2 separate regions of the Mus musculus genome follow, and region 1 is linked to region 2. The links are chromatin loops, found by intact Hi-C in ENCODE. Cell type or tissue: heart. All regions are shown on one strand. Links, peaks and the distances in the headings refer to the core of each region. The heading gives the core; the rest is flanking DNA.

Region 1 (9,723 bases), core at 488-8,487, 270 kb after region 2:
ACCACCGCCCAGCCTGAATTTAGGTTTTAAGGTGTGTATTTCACCCTTTCTCCCACTGGGCCATCTTACCAATCCTTTATATATGTTCATGCAGGATATATACCAAGAGTCAACAAATCATGGATATTACATAAATGTGGCCTATGAATTTTTTTTAATGTAAAGTTTGTAGGCTAGAAAGATGACTGAGTTTGTCAAGCCTGAGGACCTGTTGTATCCTCAAGACACAGATAAAAAGCTGAGCAAAGTGGTGTGTGCCTGAAAACTTGATGGTGGGGGAGTCAAGACAGTAGGATCCACAGAACTTGCTATCACCCAGCCTAGTGAGATTGGCTTATTCCAGGTTCAGTGAGAAACTTTATTTCAGAAACTAGGATGGAGAGATGGCTCAGCAGTTAGGTGTGCTCGCTCTTCTTCCAAAGGATCTGAGTTCAGTTCCCAGCACCAATGCAGGTGGCTCACAACTGTCTAAAGCAGGGTATATGATGTTGTGTTCTGCACACATGTAGCATACATTCTGCACAGAAACACACATAAGTAATAATAAAAAGAGATGTTTAAAAAATAAGTTGTAGAATAAGGAAGACACCATAGTTGGCCTGTGGCCTCCACATTACATGTGTACACATGAACCACAAAGGGAAAAAAACCCATAAAAATAAAAAACGATTTTGTTAGGATATAATTTCATTTGTATATGTATTTAACAATTTATATGCTTTATTTTGTGGTGCAGTTTCAGGGAACATTGAGAGAGGTCTGGGGACAGGCCTCATCTAATCCTGAGTTCACAGTGGGGATCCACAGGCCATGGGCTTCCAAGATTGCGAGTCCTTGGTTTCTTCTGTCTCCCCTTATCATCTGGGGTGTTCAGGCATGGATGCTTATTTCTTATATGCACATCTCCATATCCCCACCTCTGCCCCTCCCCCCCGAAAACCCAGCAGATTGCAAGCTTTCTCTTCTAGAAAGCTGCATCTTCCTGGTGGTTCCATGTCTCTGCCTACATACCTTCTTCGGGGTATGGTATGGTAATTCCTTTGTTCTTTCCCTCCAAGCCTCTATCCCTCTTGGTCTCTTGCTCACCCTCTCCCACCCCTGCCCCTTTCCGAGCAGGAATCTAGTCATTTGGGTTTTTTGGTTTTTTTTTGTTGTTGTTGTTGTTTTGGTTTTTTGGTGGTTTTTTTTTTTTTTTTGCCATAGACTGAAGAATCTGGAGGGTAAATGGTAGATTGGCTTTGGAATTGATGGTCTGAGGGGAAACGGGGTTTCTTGGGGCATGTTCATAGCTTTGTGAAAATGTTGGTTAGCTTTACAGCTAAGAGGTGAGTCGCTTATTTAGTGTGAAGCCCTTGAAGTCAAACTGAGGGTTCATGAATATAACTGAATTACCAGGGAAACAGCTTCTATTACAATGATAAGAAAAGCCTAGATTTGAACCCTGTTGTCTGTTGGTAATCTCAGCTCAAGCATTGTGCTTTCTATTTCCCCACAACCTTTTCTATTATGTGCATGATAGAGAATTCTCTCATGATAGAGAATGTCATCTGATTTGATTAAAAAAAAAAAAAACCAACCCACCTGCTAGCCCCCACATTCCCCAAGCTTACCTTGCACACCCTTGGATAGTTCTAAGAATTTAGCATAACATGGTAATGTCATGGGCTCATCCCCTGGATGCATTGGGAAACTGTTCTCAGTAGTTAAATGGGGTACAGGCAAACACCCCTCGAAATAGCCCTAGAGCAGCAGAGAGAATTGGAAGCTCACGGCATTCAGATGACAAGCGGGCCAGGATCTCAGTGTTGATGTAGAAAACCCACATCTTTCACCTTAAAAGGGAATAAGAGAGAGTTTATTCTAGAGCCAAATTTGAGTGATGATGGCCTGGGAACACAGATTTGGGTTACCCCAAATTCCATGTCCAAGTGTGGAAGCAAGCTTCACAAAGTTTTGTAGTTTATAGAACAAAGAAAGTCATCAAGGCAATTAAAAATATATTGTATATCAGAAAGGTGGTCACGGCATGGTGGAGGAAGGTCTCCTATAGGTCTCAGATGCTATCTGATGACATTCTTAGCTTTTGGATTGGTGGAATCTAGTGGTCTGCTAAAATAACAGGTTCCAAAGAAGGTTTTCTCTTATTAGCCACGGATGTATGTTCTGACACAGGGAGCATAGAATGGCTATTCCAGGGGCTAAAGCTAGCCTCAGATGGGACTGGAGGGATGGTTCAGCAGTTAAAGGACACTGGCTGCTTTTCCAGAGGCCCAAGTTCAACTTCCAGCACTCATGTGGTAGCTCACAGGTATCTATAATCCCAGATCCAAGGGATTGGATACCCTCTGGCTGCTACATGCACTTGCTGCCTGGACATACATACAGGCAAAACAGCCATAAAATAAAACAAATATAAAAACAAAAGCTTAGTCAAAGATAATGTGATTAGCCTATGGACCTGCAGCATTGCAACTTCTCCACATCATTACACTTCTAATCAGTCTCTGATCGCTGCTGCTTTCTAGGAATTATTATACCAGCAATTATTACACATTATTTCTAGGAATCATTTCCTGTTGAGCATTGGATTCCCCTCCTCTATCATTTGAGAGACTTCTATTTTGACCTTCTTGATCTATTGCCATAACTTTAAGATAGTATGTTTACCTCTCAGACTCGCTCGCCCATGTCTATCCTCAGACCACGGTAACGATCTTTTGCCTACTTCTTTATCAAGCAGGTCATCAACCCTTCCTTTGAAATTTACCTCACTCATTTACACTTAAAACAGAGAAGGAGTTTTTGGTTTGTTTTTCCCCTCTACCTGTAAGGGCTTTCCCTACGTCTGTTCCTTGATTCACTCCAGGAACCATGGTCTAAAACCCATATTAATAGGTATGGCAAGGTACCTGGAAAGGCAAGGGTTTGATAAGATTCCATTACTAATATTTTCTCTCTGTATGCAAGGGATTGTAGTAAAGAAACTGCCAATGTGTTCACTCGTTATTATCAGGGAGAAAGAAGAGCAGAGAGGAAAGGTGGGGAGTTGCCAGGGCTATGGGAGCAAAGAAGATAGCAAGATTGGTGGAAAGAGTTGCCAGTTATAAGGGGTTATGCTGTGAGAGGAGGGCAGGTTAGTTGGAATAGCCTAGGAACTAGCGTGGAGCTCTTATCTGTTGGAAGTCTGTTAATAGAGAACTAGATGTCCTCGCCGGAGACTAGGGGACTATAGGAATCGGCAAGAAAGTAATGGCTTTTTCTGGCAAACAGAAATCCACTTTACAAGGTTTTTGAGGAATGCTGAGTGTTGACCAGGTTGGAGTCCTGTCTAAGTCATTTTGGGGAATTGGGACCTGACTGTAATGTCTACAGACATGTAAGGGGGAAGATATCACAGTCATGGGGGATGTGGCTACCCTGCATGGTACCCCAGAAACCCACACTGTCGCTTGTCCCCATTGAACAATTTTTACCTGGGGTGGACATCAATGCCCAGTATGGTTCTCAACCAGAGGTGATATTCTGTTCCCTCATTTGCGAGGTGGCTGCTCTAGCCTTTTTCAAGAACCAGGCCCCTACCTAGAAAAGCTCATTCACATGGTAGGATGAGAAACCTCTACTTGAAGATGCAATTCTAAGGCAGTTGAATTAAATTTCACATAATCCTATAGGGTTCAGCCCAGCCTGCTATATCTGGTCTTCTAATTGGCCTTGCACACACAACAGGGACAGTCAGAATGAGAGGATGAGCCTGTGGTGGGGTGACAGGCATGCCTGACCATACCTGGTTTATATGGTGCTGGGATGGATAGGTGGAACAAAGGGCTTCTTCCATGTTAGGCTGGCATTCTACCAACTGAGTTATAGCCTCAGCTCTAGCTTTCACTTTGCTAAGCGTGTGTCCTTGCCAGTAAAGTAGTGATTATTTCTAGGTAAACTTTGTTGGTGTAGAGCAAGCACTGTATAGGTTAAGATGTGTCACCAGCTCAAGACTGTTCTAAGACTAGGGCAGGTTCTCAAATTTTCAGCATCTGGCACAGAAGGATCCCAGATCACTTGGACACATTCTGGTTGGTCTTCTCCAACTACCTCACAGCCCCTAGTATCTTTCACAACTGTTGTCTCCTGCTGTTGTTGTCTGGATTATATTGTGACTGTCTTGCCAACCAGGTTAACAGTTTTCTGAGGAGGGCAGGGTTTTAATACCCATTCATTTTCAGGTTCCATATTTAAAAACAAAAACAATACAAGTGGTTTGTCTGTCTTATGTAAGTGTGCCACATGCAAGCAGTGCCTGCGGAAGCCAGAAGAGGGTGCCAGATCCCTGCCAGATGGTTGTAATATGTCGTGTGGGTGCTGGGTACTGAACCTGGGTCTTCTAAAAAAGCAGCCAGTGCTAAATGTGGAAAGATGAGTGTAGACTAATGGTCTTCCCGGGTGAACTGCTACTCCTTCTCTGAACCATCATGTCTGTTCCTTCTATGGGGAGTATTCTCCAAATCCTCTTTTTTTGGCCTCATTCGATCCCTGGGATCTCTGTTGTCCCAGTTCGGACCAGCAGCCAAGCCTGATATGGCCCTTGTCACCTGAAAGCCCTTTGAGAACAGGGCTGTGATGACTGACCTAGGTCTCCAGCCTCACTCAGCCAGGGCTTATTTGTATGGCATTAACTTCTGAGCACAACAGCTATCAACATCATCAGAGCTTCTGGGGCTTGCAAGAAAACCCCAAGATTGGGTTGGTTAACTAATGATGTTCCCTTATGCAGCCAAGGTGACACATGCTTTTAATCCTAGCACTTGGGAGAAAGAGGCAGGTGGGTCTACACAGTTTCAGTACAGGATATGTGGTGAGATTGTCTCAAAACCAAGCTAGAAATGAAGAAGAGATGGAGGGAAGTCATGGGGCCTCATCTGAGATCCCAGCTAGTCTGTCTCTCCCATACTTCCTGTTTAATTGTATGTGATTCTGCCCTAATTACATGTAGCTTGGTGAGGGAGGTTAACTGGAGGGAAGACCCGCCCCCCATCTCTGCAGCTATGGTAAACTTGTCAACACTGCTGGAGTGAGACTCACTGTGGTGCAGATAGTTTAGATCACCTACACTCCTGTAAGTAACCTTTCCCCATGCTCTGTAAATAAATCCAATAAATTCCTTGGGTTTCTAAAGATTGACTTTGGTAGAATGGTTTGTCACTGGGGCCTTTTAAGGCCATGGTTGGGGGATAGGAGGTGGTAAGATGTTTGTTTATGCCTTTCTAGGGATGATGTCTCAGTTTGCTTATCTGTTGCACTGATAGGCACAATGATCAAGGCTAATTTGGTGGTTGTGGAGTGGTTGGGTTATGTGGGCATCATCCAAACGCTGAGATAGGAACTTGGAGGCAGAGACCACTGGTAAAAGGATGCTTACTGGTTTGCTTCTCCTAGTTGGCTCAGCTACCTTTCTCTTACAGCCTGAGACAGCGGGCCCTTCTACATTAGTTAGCAAGCAAAGCGCCCCACAGAAGACCAGTCTGATGGAAGCAATTCCTCAATTGAGATGCCATCTTCCTGGGCCACTCTAGCTATGTCAAGCTGACAAAAACTAACAAGCTTAGAGGTTAACACTGAGACAATTTGATGGGATCTGGAATTCTGGAATTCAATAAGGGACTTGTTTCTGGATGATCTGGTGAGTACACTTCCAGGGATGGATGGTCTGGGATAGAGGAGAAAACCCTCCCCTAGAATGGGCAGCATCTTCTGTCTGGTGGCCGGATACAAAGAGGTCTTGCTGCTTAGTATGTCAGTCTTACAGAATGGACTGAAGACCAGCAGCTCTCCAGGAATCTTCCAGGCCTCCCTAGTACGACCTGGGGACTGCTAAGGGGTCCCATTTTGTGGACTAAGAAGCTATGAGTCCTCAGCCTCTCTAGTGTGCAGATGGCTGTTTTTTGGACGACCCAGCCCCTGTTCAATTCATTTTAGTAAATGTCTTTATAATATGTACACATTCTGCCAGTTCTGTTCCTTTGAGAACCCTAATAGAAAAGACAGTAGAGGCTTAATGTAGAGGCTTAATAGACATTTATTTATTTATTTATTTATTTATTTATTTATTTATTTATTTATTTATTTATTTATTTTGCTAGAGTGAACAATGGGAGGTAACATTTGACCAGGAGCCTGGAGGATGAAGAGGACAGGGGAGATGATTCTGGCTGAGGGGACATCAGATGTCAAAGGCCCTGCTGTGGGAAGGGGGAGGGGGTTAGAACAGTGATCAAAGTGAACTATTGAAGCTGGATCTTGCTCAGAGAGTGTTTAAAGGTCTGTGGTACAGCAACAGTTTCGAGCCAGGAGAAATTTTTGTCTCCCAGCTTGCATTGGGCAATGTCTAACAACATTGTTTTTAAAGTCATTGGTGGCGTGGCGTGGTAGTGTGGTGTGGTAGTGTGGTGTGGTAGTGTGGCGTGGTAGTGTGGTGTGGTAGTGTGGTGTGGTAGTGGTTCAGAAACGTAGAGAGCTTTTTATAGAGCAATTCCTTCTGAGATGAAGCATCCCATCTTGGAGGCCAGCTCATTAAGAGCAGGATGCGCTAAAGAGAGTGGGAATAGTTTATCCCCTAGGGAAGTTTTTTAGAATTCAGGAAGTTGGCACTAGAGAGATGGCTCAGCTCATAAAAGAAGGTACTGCTTTTGGCAAGGACCCCATTTCAGGCCGCAGCACCCATGTGTCAGCCGGCTCCAGCTGACCGGTGTAACCCAAGCTCCGTGGAATCCAAAGATTCTGGCCTCCACAGCACCCTTGTGAACATATCTCCTCCTTCCATAGTTGTAAAATATATCTTAGAAAGAAAAATAACTGCAGGAAATAAACTCAGTAGCTTCAAGAAGTCGCAGAAACTGACCAAGTGCACCAGGCCTCTCCCTTCCCAAGTGTACAAGAAAGACACTGAGACAAGCCTAGCTGCCTGGCAGAGGCTGAGGCCTCAGAGCTGCCTGTGAGTTATGCAGAGAGCTACAATGTCTAGGTTTTGTGAGCTCTCTGGCACTGTGCTGATGTGGGCTTTGGTGATGCGGCTCCCTTGGAGTCTTAGGAGTAATATCCTCCCACCTATTTTCCTGTAAGCAGCCCCAGGGAACTTGTTGGCTCAGCAAGTTGGACTTTGGTAGGTAGTTTCCTCTCTTGGGTTATTAGATATTCATTCCTATCTATCCAGGGGAAGTGTCACCAAAATACTGCTTTTGCTTGTAACCCAAATTCAGTTACTGGAACCCATGCCAGGTGGCTTGTAACTCTCATAACTCCTATTTCCAAGGCATCTGACATCCTCTTCTGTCTTCCACGTGCACTTACATACATGCAGTACACACACACACACACACACACACACACACACACAGTAAATTGTGAATCTTTTTTTTTTTTTTTTCGAGACAGGGTTTCTCTGTATAGCCCTGCAGCCCTGCTGTCCTGGAACTCACTTTGTAGACCAGGTTGGCCTCGAACTCAGAAATCCGCCTGCCTCTGCCATGCTCCCACCTTGATGATAATGGGCTGAACCTCTGAACCTGTAAGCCAGCCCCAATTAAGTGTTGCTTTTTATAAGACTTGCCTTGGTCATGGTGTCTGTTCACAGCAGTAAAACCCTAACTAAGACAGAAGTTGGTACCGGCTAATTTACAATTTTTTAAGATTCACAATTTACAGCCGGGCGTGGTGGCGCACACCTTGAGTCCCAGCACTGGGGAGGCAGAGGCAGAGGCAGAGGCAGAGGCAGAGGCAGAGGCAGAGGCAGAGGCAGAGGCAGAGGCAGGCGGATTTCTGAGTTCGAGGCCAGCCTGGTGTACAAAGTGAGTTCCAGGACAGCCAGGGCTAGATACAGAGAAACCCTTTCTCAAAAAAACCAAAAAAAAAAAAAAAAAAAAAAAAAGTAAATTATTATTAGTTTTTGGGACAGGGTTTCTATCTGTAGCCTTGACTATCCTGGAACTCACTATATAAACCAAACTGATCCAAAACTCACAGAGATCCACCTGCCTCTGCTGCCCAGATACTGTGATTAAAGGTGTACATGGCCAGGCCCAGTTTATACTATGTTTTTTTTATTTTTCCAAGACAGGGTTTCTCTGTGTAGCCCTTGCTGTTTTGGAACTCAATCTGTAGGCCAGGCTGACCTCAAACTCAGACTCATCTGCTTCTGCCTTCTGGGTGCTGAGATTAAATGTGTGCACCACCACCACCTGGCTACTTTTTATTATAAATTGTATTATCTCTTAAGTGTGTGTGTGTCTGTGTACAGTTACTGAGGAGGCCAGAAGAGGGAATTGGATACCTTCAAACTGGAGTTACAGATGGTTGTCAGCCACCATTAAAGTTCTCTGTAAAAACAACAAGTGCCCTTAACAGCTAAGCCATTTCTCTAGCATATATATATATATATATATATAAGTTTTGAGGCATATGTATGGAGATCAGAGGATAGAGTTGGTTCTTTTACCATCTGAGTTTCGCGATCAAATTCTATCTGTCAGGGTGGAGAGCAAGCATCTTTACCTAATGAGCCATATCACTAGCCCAAGCCAGTGTTGGTTGACTTTGGGACAGAGGCTGCTATTGATAATTGTGGGGAGAAGCTAGACATACACTTTTCACAAGATGGCTTCTATCACCCCAGCCCGTAATATCGGGTGCACGCAGTGAATCACTGCTGTAGGGGCTGGAGAGACAGCTCAGAGGCTATGAGGACATACCAGTCTTGCTGAGGATCTAGATTTGGTCCCCAGCTCCTACACCAAGTGGCTCACAGTCACCTGCAATTCTAGTTCAGGAGGATCAGATGCTCTTTTCTGACACACTCGTGCACACCTACAGGCGCGTGCACAAATCTCCAGAGTTTCAGGTCCTTAGGGTTGCTTTTTTTTTCAGGACTGGAGAGCTGGCTCAGCAGTTGAGAGAGCTTGCTGCTTGTCTGTTGTGAAGCAGTTTCCTCTGAAATAGAACTTTCCGTCTTGGAGGGGTTAGGAAACAGGATGTACTAAAGGGAGGTGAAACATTCCACCCTGCAAGGAAGCTCATGAAGACTCAGGAAGTGAGGATCTAGAGAATCTCCTTGGCTGCTAAAAGAAGTTACCTGGTGAGGACCCAAGTCCAGTCTTCCAACTGGCTTTAACTCCAGCTCGAGGGGATCCAATGATCCTGGCTTCCCTAGCACTGCCACCCATGAGCAAGTACCCACACAGTAAGTAAACATCACCAAGTCTCCAGGAAGTCCTGGAAACTCACCAGACGCACCATGTCTCTTCCTCCCCCTTCCTTAAGGATGGCTGAGGGATGCTCAGATCAGCCAAACTGCCTGGAAAAAGACTCACTGTGGCTTGTCAAGCTGCCTGCAGATTGTGAGCTCCAGGTTGCCAGGCTTGGTGACCTGTGACCCATACTAAGGTGGCCTTCTGGTGTTTGTAGAGAGGTCATCATATGCTTGTCCATGACTTTGGGGGCATGCTATGATGTGAGAGATCATGTTCCCAGTGAGACTGGACTTCCTGTTCCTTCCCAGCAGGCATGACCCAACCCCAGCTCTTCATTAGAACAAGGGAGCAAGAGGTAGGAGGCAGTGTCCAGATCTCTGTGTGATCGAATCCAGGCTTATGAAGGCCCCCTTTTCAATGAACGGGAAATCTCAGTAACACACTATAGACAGTTCAAGGTCCACAGAAAATACAGAGCAAACTAAAG
Region 2 (9,723 bases), core at 992-8,991:
AAGTGTATCTTCTCCACGCTGACACAGCTGTCTGTCTGCCTATACTTCTGCCACACTGGAGACTGAGCCCAAGGCTCTCTGAATGTCAGCCTGCCACTCCACCACTGAGATATGTGTCCTCACTCCTGGTCCATAGTTACAAAGTATTGTAGGATTAGCTGTAGAGAGGTAGTGTCGGGGCAAGCCTGGTGCCCACGACCCTGGTCTGTACTCACAATGCACTGTAGCATTAGCTGTAAAGAGTCGGGAAGCAGACAAGCTCGGTGCCCACCACTAGGGGAAGGGACGAGTGAGGAAGGCTGGTGCCGGCCCTCTAATACCATCCACCTCCATCCAGGGCCTACTCACTCACCTTGACACCAACAAGGATGTGGGAGCTTGGCCTCTCCTGTCCGTGCCTCCTTTCTTTTCTTTATCCTGAAGATGGCCCCAGGGCTAGGAACAGGGTAGCCTGTAGTTGGAAGAATATCTGCTTAGTGTGTAGCTTTAGAGGTCATCCAATAAGCTTTGTACTGGCTGATTGGAAAATTAATATCTTGTACTGGGCACAGAGTAATTAACTCGGAGTGTCAAAAAGTAATTGGGACAAAGCATGGGGGAAAACCATGTCCCACTTTTGATATCCCGCCATGTTCTAGCAAAAGAAGGAGGAAATATTTTCAACGAAGCCCATCCTGTATCCCCGGGCCAGCCATGCTCACCCACTGCCAAGAGGTGGCTGTAGATCTCCAGCATCACGTCCTGGTACAGGTGTCTCTGGACGGAGTCCAGGCGTCGCCACTCCTCCTGGCTGAAGTCCACAGTCACATCCTCAAAGGACACCAATCTCTGTAACAGAAAAGGTAACACTGTAACAGTCTATGATACACAGAGTGCAGTCCATTCTGAGTTACTCTTCACCAGAGAGGTAGACAGGGCACACAGCACAGCAGCTCAGCGGTTCTTTACTATGACAGATCATTCAGCTTTCCAGAAAATATCTATTCCATATTATATGAATCATATATAATATAAATATATATTATATAATGTGTGCTATATAAATATTTCAGAAGTTAAGAAAGTTCATAAAAATATCCATCTCTTGTACACTCAGATTTTCATCCCCAAAGCAGCCAGACATGGGTTGTCACTAATACTTCAAAAAAGAATAAGCAGTTTGACACTTAGAACTAACATTATTCTAGGCTTCAGGGAAGGCAGCTCAGTGGAGTGGTGAATTATCATGATTCATTGAGAACCAGGCGAGGGAGGAGTACTCAAGACTAAAGAGTTTGCACAAAATCGACAGCGATGTTTCATTTTAACTTGGGGAGTTCATTTTCATTTTCACTAATTCAGAAAAATCCCACATCAAATACCTCCAGGATCTTTGGACATAAATAATCCATCCACGAGCCAGAAGACAACTCACTGAAAGATATATTACAAATTAAAAAAAAAAAAAGCTTGAAATTGTCTCTTAAGACAATAACAGGTAGGTGTGGTGCACGCCTTTAATCCCAGTGCTCTGAAGAAAAAGGCAGGTGGATGGCTATCAGTTCACGGCTAATCTGGTCTAGGCTGTGAATTCTAGCCAGAGAAGGCTACACAATGAGACTCTGTCTCAAACAAACAAACAAACAAACAAAACAATAACAAGTATTAGACAGATTAGAAAGTTAAATAAATATTCTGCCAGAAAAAGGAAAAAAATCAAAAAAACTTTAATATAGAGAATTAGGGTGAAGGAGATGGCTCAGCAGGTAAAAATGATTGCTGCCCTGCTTGACCAAGATATACAGAGAGAGAGAGAAAGAGAGAGAGAGAAAGAGAGAGAGAGAGAGCTGGAAGTTGTCCTCTGACTTCCACACAATGCCTGAGTATGCACGTACCATTCCCCTACAATGAATGAAAACAAAATCTAAACAATCAATAATTTAAAAAATACAGTGGGGAATCAAGTTTGAATGGCAGGATTTCCAGAAGAGGGAGTGAAAAGGAAATAAATTTCTGATTCACACAGCATACAGAGACTTCAGGGAGAATAAGAAAGTGTTTCCCAACCTACACACTGACTCTAGCCAAAGGACAGGTGCTGCTACAGAAATATTTCCAATGCATCTCTACAGTGTGTGCATACATCTGACAAGTTATTTCATATATAAGTAATGGCATGTATGGTATACTGGAAGAATCTTGTCCAGTCATGGAGCTGTGTGAGAAGTCTGAATGCTTGTGAGCAGACAAGATCTGTGACCTCAGTTTCTTCAAAAACTATGGAGTTGTCCTTGGAATGGGTTTTCATGCTCCTTCCAGGTCAAGTGGATAGGAGTGAATTTACTTCAGGTTACTCATTACAACTGGGTATTGTTATTTGTTTACGTGTCTCTGGAAAAACATGGTTTTGCTGTGTGTGGCTTGTCTGCCCCATAAACCTTGCCCTTGTGATTAGACACACCTTACACATGTGACTCCCCTTAAGCCCTCTGAATATAAATTGTCTGATGCTTGGAATAAAGTTGGTCACTGCATGAGACTTTAGTCGGCCTCTGTTATGGTTTATGTATGTTCTACCCAGGGAGTGGCAGGCACTATTGGAAGGTGTGGCCCTATTAGAGTAGGTGTGTCACTGTGGGTGTGGGCTTTAAGAGCATCATCCTAGCTGCCTAGAAGCCAGTATTCTGCTAGCAGCCTTCAGATGAAGATTTCAGCTCTGCCTGCACCATGCCTGCCTGGGTGCCGCCATGTTCCCGCCTTCAGAATAATAGACTGATTCTCTGAACCTGTAAGCCAGCCCCAACTAAATGTCTTCATAAGAGTTGCCTTGGTCATGGTGTCTGCTCACAGCAGCAAAACCCTAACTAAGACAGCCTTATTTCTTGGCTCCATTCTCCCAGGTCTCACTGCCTCTAGAGCCATAAACAGTATGGATCTTATTTTTTGGCAAGGCATCCTCAGTCACTCATCTCTAAGACTTACCCGCTACGAATCCATGGCAAATGAACTCCTTCAAGAGACTCACAAAATTACAGTGGCTATGAAATGGGACAAGAAGATACAGGACTGAGGATATTGGGGGGGGGGGCACAGGTTTGAGGGCTGCATCTACCTAAGCACCAGGAGGCAGGACAATGAGTGACATGACAGACTAGGAGGTACAGGAGCACTGGCCCCTGTGCTCTGCTCTTAGCTGGAGGAGCCCAGGATCTGCTACTTCCCATGTCTGTCCTCCAGTTTTAGAGAACTGGGCCCTCGGCAGCTGCTGCTTACCTCACGGGACCCTTCCTGCTCCTGTGGGTGCAGTCTCTGGGCCTTCTGGGACAATTTCATGTCAGCAGGTATGTTTCCTCTCTTGCCTCTTTGCTGGCAGATGCAATTTTTCTCAGGAACTGGAAGCTGGTTGAGTGGCTAGAGGTTCCCAGGAGAGCAGCTGAGCAGAGAGGCCAGCTGTGGTGAGGTAGAAAAATCCCCCAGCCTGGCTGATGTGGCCTGCCTTTGACCTAAAGAGACAGCAGAAAGCCCCAGTGAGGGAATGACCTTGTATCCTCAGCCAACATTTGCCCATGAGTTTCTAAGTGCCCAAGACATGCCCAGTGTAGACATGCTAGAACAGATAATACTCAGAAAAGCCCTGTCTGGTATTGACCAGGGTGATGACAAAGAAAACCCAAACACCATAATCTGGGGTCTGGGAAGATGGCGCAGTGGGTAAGAGAGCTTGCTGCACCAACGAGAGGCCCTGAGTTCAAATACCTAGCTATCTGAAAAAGGCAGGCTTGGCTACAAATGCCTGTAAGTCCAGTGCTGTGTGGGACAAAGAGAGGAGGACCTCTGGGCTCACTGGCTATCCGCCTAGCTCCAGGTTCAGCGACAGACCCAACCTCAACAGACCCAACCTCACGGGAATAAGGCTGGGGTGATGGAACACGACACTCAGTAGCTTACTCTGGCCTCAGTGCAGGTGCACTTACAGACTCGCACCTATGCCCACACCCACATGCATAGACTACATACAACACACATGCCAAAACCCCAAACAACTCCCCTTCCCTGAATTACACGCCAAACACGATAGTTAGGAAGGATTCACTGCAGCTGCTGTACCTTTGACTTGTGAGGAGATAAGGAATTAACCTCGCTGATGCCACAGTGAGGGCGCAGGTGTGTACCATGGGCACTGGGGATCTGCAGTGATATGACGCTCAGCCTGCCCTCAGAACCCACACAGAAAGACACATGAGAACGAGCAAGCTGCTCAGGCTGCTCCTTTTTCTGAGCTTTGCTAAGCTGTTCAGACACAGCCCTCCCCAGTCCCCAACTTTTTGAGACATGGCCTCACTGTGTTGCTGTAGCTGGCCTGCGGCTCTCTGCTTCCTGAGTGCTGGGACTAAAGGTGTGCGCCATTGTGCCCAGCTCTCACGAGAGCTCTTTTAAGCATGCCACCAGCATTGATACAACCATTTCTCTCTCAGAAATGACAACTAAGCTTATGGGCTGTTCCAGAACACACCCTAAGAGGAAGAGCAGGACCAGTCCCGTTCCTTCCCTACTCTAAACCACACCCAGTGCCCATGATCTCGGGCGGTCTCTGTGTGCCCAGCACCCAGAACCCTTTCTCCTTCTGAGAGCAGAGATGTGGTGCAGTGTGGTGTGGTGATGGCCACTCCTGGCTCTCTGTGCCTGTCTAGACATTTTCGTTTTCATCTATGCCCACATTGACATCCTGTTTCTCTTCCTTAAATTCAATGGCTCAATCCCTTCCCTGACTTGGAAACCCTGCACATAAACACCAGGCCCTCGACACAAAACATTTCTCCCTTGTCCACAATGTTTTTATGGTACACAGGACATATTCACTGTCATTCTGGACTTTAAGTAACCTCTGATAAGTGGACTGACCACAGGATTAATTTAACCACGGGGTTAAAATGGGCATACCTAGTTCCCCAGAACGTTATTACTTTGGCAGCCAAGATGACAATTTACTAGTTTCCAGAGAATCTTCAATAAACTCAATAGTGATACCCAAGGAACATACAACCTCCAATAAGGACACAGGGTCCTTCTGCTCAAGTGCCAATCACTGACTCTTATTGTGACCATATGGTCTCAGCAGAGGCAGCATTGACCCGCCTCATGTCCCAGCCCTCACATAAAACGGCCCGGGGATTAGGATTTGCCTTTTAAACGTTTGCTTTGCAGCGCTAGCTCTCTACAGGAGACTACATGCTGGGAACGAAAAGGTCCTGTTTTACAAGCCTTGCTACCTGCACAAAGGCTCAACTTGCAGCTCCGATGCCTGTGCCCTCTTTGCATATGCAAATCCCCTGGCTTTTGTTCCACGTGTTCTTAGTATTAGTTCCGCAGGCAGAAGCCACAGGCTGACCGAGAATGGCTGGCTTTCCCAAATTAAGCCCAAACCACAAATAATCTCATTTTCCATTTGTATCTGCCTGTTCTCTTCTCGCAGGCTACTACTAGAAAGCAGCGCGATCGCCCTCAGAGACGCTAGCCCCAGGCTTGCGGTAGCTGGCTGCACTGTCTGTCTCTCTCAGCAACCCTGCTCTCCCAACTCCCATAGGATTCCCACCCCAGCTCAACCAGGGCATCCCTCCAGTAGCTGTGTCAGCTGTCACTCAACACAAATCAGCGCTCAACAGCACAGCATCCTCCCTGCGCCCCTGCCGCTCACCTCTCACAACAATGCAGAGAACTCTGCACAGGACGCGCAGTGTCCCTCCCTGCGACTTCCGCCCCCGGGCCCTCAGTGTTAGAATCCAAACTCTCCTGGAGTGCGGGCAACAATAACAGAACTGATCTGCGCGGAGATTTAAGCGGATATGACCGCTCGAGACCACTTCCGTTTACTGCGAATCAGTGTTCTTCGCCACCCTCCCACACCCCCTTTTTTCCCCTTGTGGAGGCTGGCGAAGCGCATGCGCGCTACTATTTGTGACGCTACAACTTGCCAATACTTCACTTGGATCTTCCTGTAGTTTCTGTTCCTTTAGGAGCTGTCATGGCCACTCCCACAATACAATGATACAGGGACCACCATCACAGTGTGCACATAAGCAGGCAAAGCTTGTGGACTGTGACACAGTGAAAGTCCAAGGCTGTCTCATATTTTCAGGGGATTTTACTTCCTACCTATACGTGTATATCAGTTATTTCCAAGAGACCGGGATGCTGCATATTACTAAAAATACCATTTTTTTTTCTGTATATTCTCAGGGACTTAAAAGATTTTTTTCCTCTAAACTAAGAAGTAAATAAAAAATAAATTAATAAATATAAAGAAAAAAAAAACTAGGTTTGTTGGGAAATGGGAATTGAAGCCATGTGGAATCTTTAAAGATGAAGGTCTGAAATAAATGTGACACTGAGGCTTTTCATGGGGACCAGAGGTGGAGAAAATCTGTTGTCAATGACAAGTGTTTTTATTTTAATTCTTCATTATTTATTGTGTGTTTTGCATATATAAGAAATAGTGTAGAGGAAGGTGGAGAGGGAGATAATGATAAATGGTGAGAGATCAATTGATGACGAAAACGTGCAGTACAGTAGAGGGAATAAATCCATAGGCCAAAGTCGAATATCTGAACAAAATGAACGATTGTGTGCAGTATCTCAGGTTAGCGTTCTCTAGTTCTGTGTAGACAAGAGTATAGCATTGAACATGGTATGATCCCCTGCTTCTGCTTTCCAGGGCTGGGGGGTGGGGGGGATATGCCATCATGCCTAGCTTCACATATGATTTTGATTGTCTTGAGAACAAATTATAGTACTGGTGCTCTTGTGACCAGGGTTTTGTGTCCAAAGATACAGCTCCGGGGGTCCCAAAAAGTAGTCTCAGCCACCCATCACCACATGCCAAATTATATTAAACCACATAAAAGTTAATATGCAAATATCAACTTCTGATCGATTCTCTGCTACATCTTAGCATATGATTGATACCCACACGCACTTATTGCCTCCCGGGCACCACCTTGCTCTTCCACAGGCTCTCTCCTTATGCTTATGACCTCTCTAGGCTGTAAATGTGGTACAGTGCCCATCTGTCTTGCAGCCTGAGTCACAGTCAGTCCACCAGGAAGATGGAGCACTTGCCCTGTGGAGGTGATGAAGCACAAAAGAAGCTGAAACTGTATGCCTCTCCTTCTTTGTGCTCCATGAGACTGACCTAATGGGCAGCTGAGGAAGTTGCCCTGTCCATACCATAAAACCACCCCATGCATCAGGAGGCTGAACCACAGATACCCTGAAAAACATTGTAGGTCAGGCATGGTGGAACACAACCTTAATCCCAGCACTTGGAAGGCAGAGGTAAGCAGATTTTTGTGAGTTCCAGACCAGCCTGGTTTATACAGTGAGTTCCAGGCCAGCTAGGGCTACACAGTGAGATGCTATATTAAAAGAAATAACAGAAATGTATACAAAACAAACTGTCTAGGAGGGTAAATTAGGTACCTGGAAGTAGTTGCTACAGTACTCAGGGCACAACACCTTAAATTGGACCTGAGATGTTTTAAGCATGAGGTGGAGAACAGAATTTTCCAGAAAAGAGTGGAAGTGAGGGTGGATAAATAAGGAAGTTCATAATAAATTCCTGGAGCTGCATGTGAGAGAGGAGGTCCCGTGATGGTGAGATTATAGGTGTCACCCAAATCCCAAAGAAGGAGCTGAGCTGGAAATGACTGTGAAAGAGCATAAGCAATTATTTATTTATAAATAGGGTCTTATGTGCCCCAGGTTAGCCTCAAATTTCCTGTGAAGCCAAAGATCAGCTCAAGTTCTGATCCTCCTGCCTCCACCTCCTGCGTGGTTAGATTACAGGAGTATAATGTATGCAGTGCAGGATATCAAGCCCAGGGTTTCTCCCTGGGCAAGCATTCTGCCAACTGAGCTAAGTCCCAGAGAGGAGCGGAGTGAATGGCCACATAAGCATTTTAAGTACAAGGCTGAGATGATCATAGACATACTTCAAAAGGATTAGCTTTCCTACAGGAATCAAGGTAAGGCTAAGTGAAGATTGGATGGTGGCCAGATCTGCATTGCAGAAGGACTGGAGACAATAAGTGCAGCCTGAATGGAGGTTACAATAGTAACACTTTTCTGCTCACCAATGGTCTCTAAACCAGGAAGGTAACACTGTACTGAGATCTTTGTAGTGTAGTGTACACTTTATAGTGTACTGAGTAATACAACTTGGATGTAGTAATAAATTTCAATATCAGCAGGGCAAGATGACCTGGTGGGGTGCAATAAAGCATGCATGCTATACACACTGAATTGATTATGGAGGAAAAAGGCATCAAACTATAATCTGGCCATGTTTCTAGGCCAGAGCTCTCAAGTGGAAGTTCAAATGGAGCTGCAAATTAATTCAGAGATTCTAGTAGTCACACTGGAATAGAAACAAATGGAATCCATTTAACAGGATTTGATTTTGCCTGAAATGTCCAAATTACTATTTCTAGATGCTCAGCTTTCAATGAGTAGCTATTACATGGAAAAGTTAAAAGATTGAGGACTCTGGGACTAGAGATATGTGTGTGAAAGAATGTCGTGGGGCCCTTTTCTCAGGAAGTATTTTCTCTAGTATTATAAAGGAATTATGAGGGGAGCTGAAAGGGCTTCGCCTCAACAGCTGCTGTGAGGAGACTTTGGTGATACGGGTTCCACAGTTGCCCGGCACTTAAGGGGTAGGATGGTTCTGAAAGGCAGCTATTTCAGCTACCCATGCGTCTGGATCTTTAAGTAAGCCCAGTAAACGCACTGGTTCACTAAGATGGACTTTGGTGCAATCATTTCTTTGGTCTGTACCTGTGAGCCTCCTGCGGCCACACTAACTGGGATCCTGAGAGGGAGGCAGGAGCTGTATGGGAGAGAACGACGAGAGAAATAATGGAGGCCAAGACATGTTTCTGTTCAAGGCCCCCCAAGTTTACTAAGAGTCTGAGACAGCATCCGGCAGTCCACCTACAGGCTGGCAACAGGCACCAAGAATGGATTGGCGGGGGGATAGGCCTACCCCCTTTATAAGCACAGACTCTTAGTAAACTTGGGGTCCTTGAACAGAAGCATGTCTTGGCCTCCATTATTTCTCTCGTCATCGTTCTCTCCCATACAGCTCCTGCCTCCCACCCAGGAACCCAGTTAGTGTGGCCACAGGTGGCTACACTCACATGGCACACATACATACATACATACATACATACATACATACATACATACATACAGGCAAGTAAAAATATAAAAAAAAAATTGAAGAATTGTTTTTGTGTACTTGACAACTACCTCTTTCCACAGTTTGCAATCCTGCTCCCAAGTTCTGTAGGTTCTCGATATTTTCTATTGTGAATCCAAATATTTCTCCCCCTCTCCTATTTGGTTTGTTGGTTTTGATTTCTTTCATGGAGAGTAACCCAGGCTGTCTTTGAATCACAGTCCTATTGTTCCATCTTTCTGGTTAGTAGGATCACAGATAACCACCATGTCTCTGTGACTGAAGTGCATTTATGATAGAAAGTGATTTTTTTTCCTGATATATTGTTGGACAGTGGAATGAGGGAGTCAGGGAGGCTGGGCTGATGCACTCTCAGGTCTGTGGGTGAACTGAGGTTTGTAGGACAGTATTGTAAGTGCTACTTAGAGAAGGCTTAACAGGCAAATTCATCTCCATCTTCATTTCTTCAGGGAAATCAGGGCCCTGGTCGAGCTGGTTCTGGTGGCCAT

The links. A loop is a pair of places that touch in the nucleus more often than their neighbours do. Peaks named below come from ENCODE experiments on the same cell type or tissue, not always from the same donor. Only the 100,000 strongest peaks of a DNase experiment are listed, where the experiment ranks them.
Region 1: it touches region 2 in a loop (2.0-fold over the local background); 2 of 42 quality-filtered maps call a loop at or near these places.

Annotation. Positions count from the first base shown.
Region 1 is chr7:43,286,304-43,296,026 of GRCm38, reverse strand. No RefSeq gene overlaps it. Among named protein-coding and RNA genes, the nearest start is that of Zfp715, 22 kb to the left of the region's middle. In heart, for the core only: a CTCF peak has its summit at 4,289 (motif pointing right); no DNase peak of the experiment used is centred there.
Region 2 is chr7:43,558,373-43,568,095 of GRCm38, reverse strand. It overlaps Zfp658 (zinc finger protein 658), which reads right to left and starts at 5,726. Exons shown (of 5, transcript NM_001008549.2): 1 at 5,675-5,726; 2 at 3,253-3,482; 3 at 702-828; 4 at 353-451. The coding sequence starts at 3,312. In heart, for the core only: a CTCF peak has its summit at 5,893; DNase peaks (open chromatin) are centred at 4,575, 5,225 and 5,905; H3K4me3 peaks cover 1,599 bases; H3K27ac peaks cover 1,010 bases.